Linked DNA regions of Homo sapiens: regions 1 and 2 are each linked to region 3. Evidence: chromatin contacts called from ENCODE Hi-C or POLR2A ChIA-PET data. All regions are on one chromosome and are shown on one strand. The core of a region is the stretch at or near the end of the contact, and the rest is flanking DNA. Distances in the headings are between cores, read along the strand shown.

Evidence for each region. A loop is a pair of places that touch in the nucleus more often than their neighbours do. ChIA-PET counts read pairs that join two places held with the same protein, here RNA polymerase II (POLR2A). Pooled maps may share reads with other maps.
Region 1: a map of DLD1 shows a loop between it and region 3 (14-fold over the local background). The contact joins two enhancer-like sites. A Hi-C loop is called at or near these places in 8 of 168 maps with a recorded cell type or tissue (DLD1, G401, K562 and 5 more) and 1 of 50 pooled maps. POLR2A ChIA-PET finds 5 or more read pairs at or near these places in 1 of 52 experiments (activated T-cell).
Region 2: a loop to region 3 is called in a map of aorta, with 2.1 times the contacts of the local background. The contact joins two enhancer-like sites. A Hi-C loop is called at or near these places in 1 of 168 maps with a recorded cell type or tissue (aorta) and 1 of 50 pooled maps. POLR2A ChIA-PET finds 5 or more read pairs at or near these places in 1 of 52 experiments (A549).

Annotation. Positions count from the first base shown.
Region 1 is chr11:70,182,217-70,185,091 of GRCh38, forward strand. ANO1 (anoctamin 1) reads left to right here. Exons shown (of 26, transcript NM_018043.7): 24 at 286-470. Among named protein-coding and RNA genes, the nearest start is that of FADD, 20 kb to the right of the region's middle. Within about 2 kb of position 1,480, at least 4 of the 41 ENCODE cell types and tissues checked have a DNase peak (open chromatin) inside an H3K27ac peak, as active enhancers do.
Region 2 is chr11:69,977,979-69,980,960 of GRCh38, forward strand. It overlaps a transcript of ANO1 not described here. Among named protein-coding and RNA genes, the nearest start is that of LINC02753, 86 kb to the right of the region's middle. Within about 2 kb of position 1,398, at least 2 of the 41 ENCODE cell types and tissues checked have a DNase peak (open chromatin) inside an H3K27ac peak, as active enhancers do.
Region 3 is chr11:70,097,938-70,100,972 of GRCh38, forward strand. The region is part of intron 2 of ANO1 (anoctamin 1); the gene reads left to right. Among named protein-coding and RNA genes, the nearest start is that of ANO1, 21 kb to the left of the region's middle. RefSeq lists an enhancer at 1,310-2,069. Within about 2 kb of position 1,782, at least 3 of the 41 ENCODE cell types and tissues checked have a DNase peak (open chromatin) inside an H3K27ac peak, as active enhancers do.

The DNA.
Region 1 (2,875 bases), core at 230-2,729, 84 kb after region 3:
CACAGCCAGCAAGAGGCTGCCAGCGTCTGCCTGGTGCCTTCTCTCCTAGAAGTGCACTGTTCTGGCCACCAGGCACTCTCCTTCAGCTGCCAGGGGGCTGAGAGGAACACCCGCGACCCTGCATCCATTCACTCAGCATGCCGAGGCTGTGCGGCTATGGTCCCCGCCAGAGGCAGTGGCATATGGCCAGGGTCCAGTGTAACTGTGGATGGGTCACCCCCTGTTGCGGCCGGCCCTTCTGCGCCCAGGCTGGGGGTCCCCCTCACTGCCATGTCCCCTGCACAGGCCTTCGTGATCTCCTTCACGTCTGACTTCATCCCGCGCCTGGTGTACCTCTACATGTACAGTAAGAACGGGACCATGCACGGCTTCGTCAACCACACCCTCTCCTCCTTCAACGTCAGTGACTTCCAGAACGGCACGGCCCCCAATGACCCCCTGGACCTGGGCTACGAGGTGCAGATCTGCAGGTACTGCTCTCTGCTCCCCTCTTTGAAAAGCCACGTTTATTGGGTTTCTGGGAGAGCCTGGGTTTGGACGGGGCTCAAATCAGGAGCAAGTCATGAAACAACGCAAACTTGCTTAAAAAGAAGAAGAAGGAAAAAAAAAAAGGCTGGTGCAGTGGCTCACACCCGTCATCCCAGCACTTTGGGAGGGCCAGGCAGGAGGATCACTTGAGCTCAGGAGTTAGAGACCAGCCTGAGCCACATAGTGAGACCTCATCTCTACAAAAAATTTTTTAAATAGCCGGGCGTTGTGGCACTCACCTGTAGTTCTAGCTACTCGGGAGGCTGAGGTGGGAGGATCAATTGAGCCTAGGAATTTGAGGCTGCAGTGAGCTATGATCGCACCACTGCACTCCAGCCTGGGCAACAGAGTGAGACCCTATCTATAAAGAAATAAACAAATGCCTAAGGGGAGGAAATTAGAGGTGATTTACCAGTTCCTGTAACTAAGAAGCCCAGGATAGCTTCAGGCATGGCTGGATCCAGGAGCTACAGTTTGCCATCAGGCTCCACTCTGGCACTGCCTCTCCACTTTGATTTCCTCTGTGTTGCATTGTTCTCTTGCTGATGAAAAGGATCCCTAGCAGCTCCTGGCTTCAATCCTTTCTGCTCTGCAGCCCCTGTGGGAAGACCTTCTGTTTCCCAATAGTCAGTGAAAATCCAGGGACTGAGTCTTACTGCCCCATCTTGGGTCAGATGTCCATTCTTGAACCAACCACTATTGCCATGAGGAGGGGGGCTCTCCTTGGCTTGGCCTGGGTCATGTGCCAGGGTGTGAGGTCACAGAGAATGGGGGGGTCCTAGGGAAAACTGGGGTGCTATGACTTGAAGAAGAGGAGACAGATGCTAGCAGGCAAAGCCTTGAGCACAGAATAAAGAGGAACGAGCTGGTGCGTGTGGCTTCTGACACTGGGAGGACAGGGCTGCTTGTTCCCATGGGAAAGCAGGTTGTGCAACTTCTGCCTGGCCCAGCAGCTGGCACCAGAGCCGTGGCCCAGCCTGATCCTATCTCAGGAGTTGGCAGCTCAGTGCTGAATAGGCCCTCGGAGACTCCCATCCAGCTCCCTCCAGAAATCAAGCTCCGTAGGCAAGGGCCCTATCTGTTGTGCACCGCCCCCCACCCCGGAATTCTCCATCCCTGGGGTGGGGTCTGGCACATAGTAGTTGGTCAATAAATGCTTGTGACATAAGTAAGTGAGGGAATGCCCAGACTGAGGCCCAGAGAGGTCAAGTGATTGCCCAGGGGACACACAGCAAGGTGGTAGTCGGAGTGGGCGAGCACCAGGGATGTGGGTCCAGGCCAGGGCTGTGCCTGCAAATCCAGGTGGCCCTTCTCCTAGCCTCCCCGACTGACCTCAGGTTTTAGTGACCAACAGGGGCACAAACGGCCCCTGAGCCCCTGGAAATCCTGCCCCTCATGGGGGCATTTTCTGTCCAGCTTTGGGAAGCTTTTCCAATGCAGGGTGGGGACGTCAGCTCCATTCAAGCTATGTTCCAGCTGATGTGTGGCATCCCCCAGATTCAGGGAGCTGTGGAGGGAGGGAGGCCCTAGGCAGAGACCTCACCCTGCCCCCACAGACCCTGGGCATCTCTGGGTCTCTGTGAAAAGAGGAAGGGGCTGGGGAGAACTGGAGCACGGGCAGTGGTCATGAATGGGGCAAGCCTCCTTCCTGAGGCTCCAATCATATCCACGAAGAGCCAAGGTCAGTGGCAGGACCTTGGGGAGAGGGGTGTGAGTGAGCTTGACTCTCCAAGCAGGAGATCAGTCAGCTACATCTAAAGCTGGTAATGAGAACCAGGGGCAGTTCCTTCAAGATAAGGAGGTGAGGACCAAGCAGCAACCCTGGAGGAGGAAAAGCAGCCCCAGACCCGGGTAGGGCAGGGCGGGCCAGGCCGGCTGCCTGACACGCCTCTGCCTGCACCAGCGGAATGCTTAGCTTCGTTCTTTCGCAAATGTTTGATAAACTGCTTAAGTTACTTTGATAAAATGTTCAGGGTATTGTTTTGCTGTGTTTTTTGGTTGTTGTTTGGTTTGCTTTTTTTAGAGACGGTCTCACTTTGTGGCCCAGGCTGAAGAGCAGTGGCGTGATCAAAGCTCACTGCAACCTCAACCTCCCGGGCTCAGGTGATCCTCCCACCTCAGCCTCCCGAGTAGCTGGGAATACAGGCGTGCACTGCCAGGCCCGGCTAATTTTTGTATTTTTTGCAGAGACAGGGTTTTACTGTGTGGCCCAGACTGATCTCTAACTCCTCAGCCTGAGATTACAGTGCTGAGGTTACAGGCACGAGCCACCACACCTGGCTAATAAAGTGCTCAGAGGTTTTTCTTTGGTAGATTCCCTCAAAGAGGGGATGGACTGGAGGGGTGT
Region 2 (2,982 bases), core at 148-2,647, 120 kb before region 3:
TCCCAAAGGGACACTTGAGGAGGGTTTCTGAGAGCAGAGGCGGGGCCGGTGTCCCCAGGGCAGCTTGGCCCGGTGTTTTCTTTCCCTGGGAACTGGCATCCCCTAAACCCACATTAAACCAGAGGCCGGGACCCTGGGGACAAACGCTGCTCCCTGTGCAAAGAACCCACGTAACTCTGAGCTGTGCTGTCCTGGTTTCTGGAAGGGGGTGGCATTTGGAGCCACTCCGTGGGCCTTTTCACCAGGCTGCCACCTCGGGTCCGACGAAAACAGCAAGTGTTTTTGTTGGCAGAGCACCTCCGAGAGGGCCCAGCCCTAGAAGCGGATGGACTGGGTGCCTGCAGGCTACCTTCTGTGTTTTTTCTTGTTTTTTGGTTTTTGGTTTTCTTGAGACAGGCCTCACTCCCGGTAGTGCAGGCTGGAGTGCAGTGGCACGATCTTGGCTCACTACAGCCTTGACCTCCAGGGCTCAGGTGATCCTCCTAGCTCAGCCTCCCAGGTAGCTGGGACTACAGGTGTGCGCCAACACACCCAGCTAATTTTTGCATTGTTTTTAGAGGCAGGGTCTTGCCATGTTTCCCAGGCTGGTCTCCAAATCCTGACCTTAAGCAATCCTTCTACCCTGGCCTCCCAAAGTGCTGGGATTACACGTGTAAGCTACCGCACCCTGCCCAGGCCTCCTTCTTGATTGTCCTATTTGTAAACTAATCTCCATGTGAGGTGTCCCCTCTCTTGAGTCATTCTCCCATGGACTCCTAGATGGAAGCCTAATCTCTCTATTCAGGACGAATTGAATTATTCCTGCAACCATGTGAGGAGAAAACCCCTCAAGTGTGTTCAATTACAGAAAGCACTTTCTATATGAAGCTACCATCCTCAAATAATGACTTACAAGCCTATTTAGAGTTCGTAATCTCAACTCTGTCTTATTGCCAAGAGTCTTGGCATTGGTGCTATTTATGCTGAAACAACCAGGCTGTGTTTTCTTTGATCATATATTGAGTGTAAATATTTGCACCATTAATTAGAGTCAGTTTAATTCCAAAAACTCGAGCGATGCGGGCAACCTCTAATGGTAAACAGGCCTCTAGATGTTAGTCATACCTGCAAGATTCCATGCTGAGAGGCCTCCCTTGAGCCTTTCACCTGTCTCAGCCCTACAAACAAACAAAGGTTGAAGAGAGGCCAAGGGTCCGGAGACAGATTTTGAACGTAGTGAATGACAGGGACTAAAGATGAGCTTTTTCCTATTATTTCCATACCCTTCTTTTTGCTCCTGGTAATAACATTTTGCAACTGGTGTATTGAGTTCACCCATGCCAATTCCAAATTCCAGAGAGATAAGCAGAAGGTTGGCATGGTGCTCTGGAAAGAGCTTTGGAGTTGACTAGAAATCTCTAGAATCAGTTGGACCCGGATTTTAATCCAAATTCTGCCGCTTACCAGCTGCATGGACTTGAGCAAGCCATTCTTCCTCTCTGCGTCAGTTTCCTGAGCTATAAATGGGGACAATAATTCATACTTCATACGAATGAGACAACAGAGATAAAAATAATAAAGTGGATATTTAATTCTAGCTGTATGGCATTGCCCAGGCTCTCTGAGCCTGGGGACTCCTCCCTACATCTTAAAAGGAAGATATCAAGTATGCGGGACTCAGGGTCAGCTCACAAAGCCTGCGTAACACACAGAAGCAATCCTCATTCTTCCTTTTCCTCCAAATGCAGCAGCCCAGCCATGAGTGTCCTGCAAAACACTTTTAGGGGCAAAGGGAGCCAACGTGAAGTGGCACAAGAACTTGGCCAACAGGAGAATTGCAACACGTGGTGAGAACGTAGTTCACTTGCCCTTCTCTTTCTGTCTTTCGGGGATGTCATGGAGAAAGTCTCAGCTTGGTGCCAGGAGGTCCATCATGCCTCCATAGCACACCCGTCTCCCTGGCCAACTGTGCCGTGCCGTGGTTCAGGGCCTCCCCAGGGTATCCCAGGGAATTGAATAACATTAGCTCATTTTTATGGTGCTTTATGAAACTTCCGTTCATGGCCAGTGCTTCTTCCTCTCCACTTTCAGTAGTGATATTGGGTTCTTTAAAAATAAAGTTCGATAAGCCCTAAAAAGGGAGGAAATTTTGTCACAGGCTACAACATGGGTGAACCTTGAGGACATTACACCCACTGAAAGAGGCCAGTCCCAAAAAGATAAACACCACATGTTCCAATTCATCTGAGGTCCCTAGAGCAGCCACATTCACAGAGACAGAAACTAGAATGGTGGTGCCAGCGCTGGGGTTAGGGAAGTGGGGAATGGGAGTGAGCATTCCACGGGTGCAGAGCTTAGGTTTTGGAAGATAAAAAAGTTGTAGGGGCCAGGCATGGTGGCTCACACCTGTAATCCCAGCACTTTGGGAGGTCAAGGCGGGTGGGTCATGAGGTCAGATCGAGACCATCCTGGCTAACACGGTGAAACCCCGTCTCTACTAAAAAATACAAAAAATTAGCCGGGCGTGGTGGTGGGCGCCTGTAGTCCCAGCTACTTGGGAGGCTGAGGCAGGAGAATGGCGTGAACCCAGGAGGCAGAGCTTGCAGTGAGCTGAGATTATACCACTGCACTCCAGCCTGGGTGACAGAGTAAGACTGTCTCAAAAAAAAAACAAAAAACTGTAGAGATTGATGGCTGTGAGGATTGCATAACAATGTGAGTGGTCTTAATGCCACTGAGCCGCACACTTAAAAATGGTGAAAATGATCAACTTTATGTCATGCACATTTTATCACAATTAAAAAATAAAGTATGGGCTGGGCACGGTGGCTCACGCCTGTAATCCCAGCACTTTGGGAGGCCAAGGCGGGCAGATCACAAGGTCAAGAGATCGAGACCATCCTGGCCAACATGGTGAAACCCCGTCTCTACTAAAAATATAAAAATTAGCTGGGTGTGGTGGCACATGCCTGTAATCCCAGCTACTTGGGAGGCTGAGGCAGG
Region 3 (3,035 bases), core at 532-3,031:
GGAGAGACAGGCAGATGCCAGGGCTGCTGAAAACTCGCCTGGTCATGAAGGGCTGACCAGGGATGTGGCACTGGGCGTCACATGCCCCAAAAGCCTATTTATGGCAGAGAATGTGAACCCCTTGGGGCACCCGCCAAGGCTCCTGGTGTCTGCCCCCGAGTCCGACGGCAGGAGGATTAGACCACAGCAGCCCCGCGTCCTCGTGGACAGACAGGGTCAGAAGAGTCCTGTGCCTTCCTAATGGGGCCACACGGCTCCCCGCAGGGCTGGGTGTTCTCCTCCTTGGGAGCTGAGGAAGCTGCAAACAGGGAAACGGGGATTTGTCCAGGTGTTCTGTGGGTGCTCGAGGGCCTTCGGGCCCAAACCCCACCAACGATGAGGCTCCTGGGCTTTCCCCTGCACCCAGTGGCCTGGACTGCTGTGCACAGCACACACCCATGGTTCCTGCCCGATATGGGAGGTGCCTGGCCTGCTGTGCACGGCACACACACCCCATGGTTCCTGCCTGACACGGGAGGTGCTGTCTGGGGAGGCCCCTCTCAGTAGCACTCTGACCTTCAGGCTTCAGCCCTCCAGCACCCCGACGCCATGATTGAGGGCCAGACATCCATAGTGAACAATGCCCTCCAGGGTATGAAGCGGCCTGTGAGGACCAGGGTAGGTGAGGAAAGAAGCTCACCCCCTAGGAAGCCAAGGGCAACCCGAAAACCACCCAGGTCTGATCTTTAGGGGTGCAAACCTTCAAATCTTCTAGCAATTTCGAGCCCACGCTCCAGCTGCAGGGAGTCCCATCCGTGGCCAAGACTGGATGATAGAAGCACACAGGGCCACCGCGTGGACTGAGGGTCTAGGCCCTCGGGCCACGGGGGCTGTAGCGGGGACCCTCAGCATCCCTGCCCACTGTGTATCCACCATGGGGACTCACTTCTCCTTTCTGTTTGTGATTTTCTTCTTTCTTCTGAAACGAAAATGTCAGAAGCAATTCCAGGAAGGTCAGAGTTCTTCTGGGCTGGGTTCAGAGGGAGGTTTCCGCCGGCATAGTTAGTCACTGCACTAAGGTCAGCATCTTCTGCCCCCTCTGGTTGGGGGCTGTCTGGGGGGCTGACTCTGTCCCCTTGCAGAGCCCCATGGTCTGGCCAGATGGGGCCTCACCACCCCCACGGCCGTGGCTCTCGACAAAGTAGGTTCATGAACCTCAAAGACCCCAGCTTGAGGGCCAAGAGTCGGGGCAGAATGCACTCCTCAGGGCGCTGGCTGGGGGCGAAGGGGACACGGCTGTCACTCCCAGTGTCTTCCTGCTGGGGACAGGCTGTGGTCAGCCCGGGCACCATGCTTTAAAACATCCCACATGTGTTTTTGCCGAACTGGTCTCATGACCCCTTTCCCGAATCTCACCAGATGTTTCCCTGGGAGAGACCCTGTTGCTCATGTAAACGGGGGTGCATGTTTTCCCAGGGAGGCCAGCAGCAGCCACCGGCTCCTTGACCACCGTGCAGAAATCCTCATGGACTCAGAGGAATATATTTTGGGTCTTTGCATGTGAGTGAGCAGAGCCCAGAAATAAATCTGTGTCTGCAACAAGAAAAGACAGGCTCTCCCACACGTGGGCTGTCTTTTCTCCTGACTCAGAGGTGCCCCATGAAGTCAGTGCTGTTCCTGTGGGTCACCAGGATGGAAGACCTCCACCTCTCCAGCCTCAGTGCCCTCCGTGGCTCCCCAGCACTGAGGAGGTGGCTTCAAGCTTCTTGGCCGAAGGAGTCTGTGCTTGCACAGGCAGGGGCTCAGCTGGACCAGGGCTGCCAAGAGCACCAGAGGCTCCCCTGCTGGGAAACAGGCCTTGTGATACCCAGTTTGCGATGAGGAAATGTAGGCTCAGAGAGATTAAGTCACTCTGTGGAAACCACACAGGGGCAGGGCAGGATTCCAGCCCAGGCCACGCCGTCCCAGGCCTCTAAGCACAGTGCCCACTCAATCTGCCCCTCGAGGGCCACAGAAGGATCTGGGCTCATCTTGCCGGAGCCCCTGGCACTGCCTCCTCCAGTTCACGCTGAGATCATCAGTTCTCAGAGGGAGCCCAAACCCACACCTTATGTCCTTCAGCCCTGGGCTCCCCTACAAGGGTCCCCACGCCGCACATTCTCCAGTCACCGTGCCTGGGGCAGCCTAGTCCTGCTGTCTCCCTGAAGCAGCTTCAGGCCCCCGCTCCTGGGTCCGTGCTCCTGCAAAGCTCCCCTAACCACTGGGACAGGCCCCTGCACAAAGCCCTGCAGGACCGCAACCTGCAGCTTCAGGGTGGGAGCAGAGGCTGAGCGGTGGCCCCCGATCCACATGCTCCTGGAGCCTGCGAACGTGGCCTTGTTTGGAAGAAGGGTCTTCGCAGAGGGAATGAAGTTAAACATCTCTGGATGAGATCATCCTGGATTTAAGGTGGGCCATAAATCCAATAGCAGAGAATGGCAGAGGGAAATTTGAGACCCAGCGAGGAGAGGAGGCCATGCCATCAAGGAGCCAGCAGCTGGAGCGATGTGGCCACAGCCAGGGGACGCCTGGAGCCCCCGGAAGCTGGGAGAGGCAGGAAGGATCCTCTCCTAGGGCCTTCGGAGGGAGCATGGCCCTGGAGACACTTTGACTGTGGACTTCAGGCCTCCAGAGCTGAAGGAGAATGAACACCCACTTTGGGGTCACGTGTTACAGAAGCTGCAGGAGGATCCCGCAATGGCCAGCATGGCACACGCCTCAGGGCCTCAGTTTCCCCAGCTGTGAAATGAGGATGATGACAGGACCTGCCTCACAGGCTTGCAGTGAGGATAAAATGAGTTGATATGCATGGAATGCACGCAGCAGGGACCGGCACGGAACTGACATTGAGTGGATGTCAGCCTCTGTCAACATTACTATTACTATTACTGTATTATTGCCCTTCGTTCGTTCATTCCATAAATATGTGCAAAGCGGCTGCTCTGAGCCTTCCGTGGGCAGCAGGGCAGCACAGAGGAGGCCTGAGCGGTGGTGCTGGGGAGAGGATGGCGTAGGGC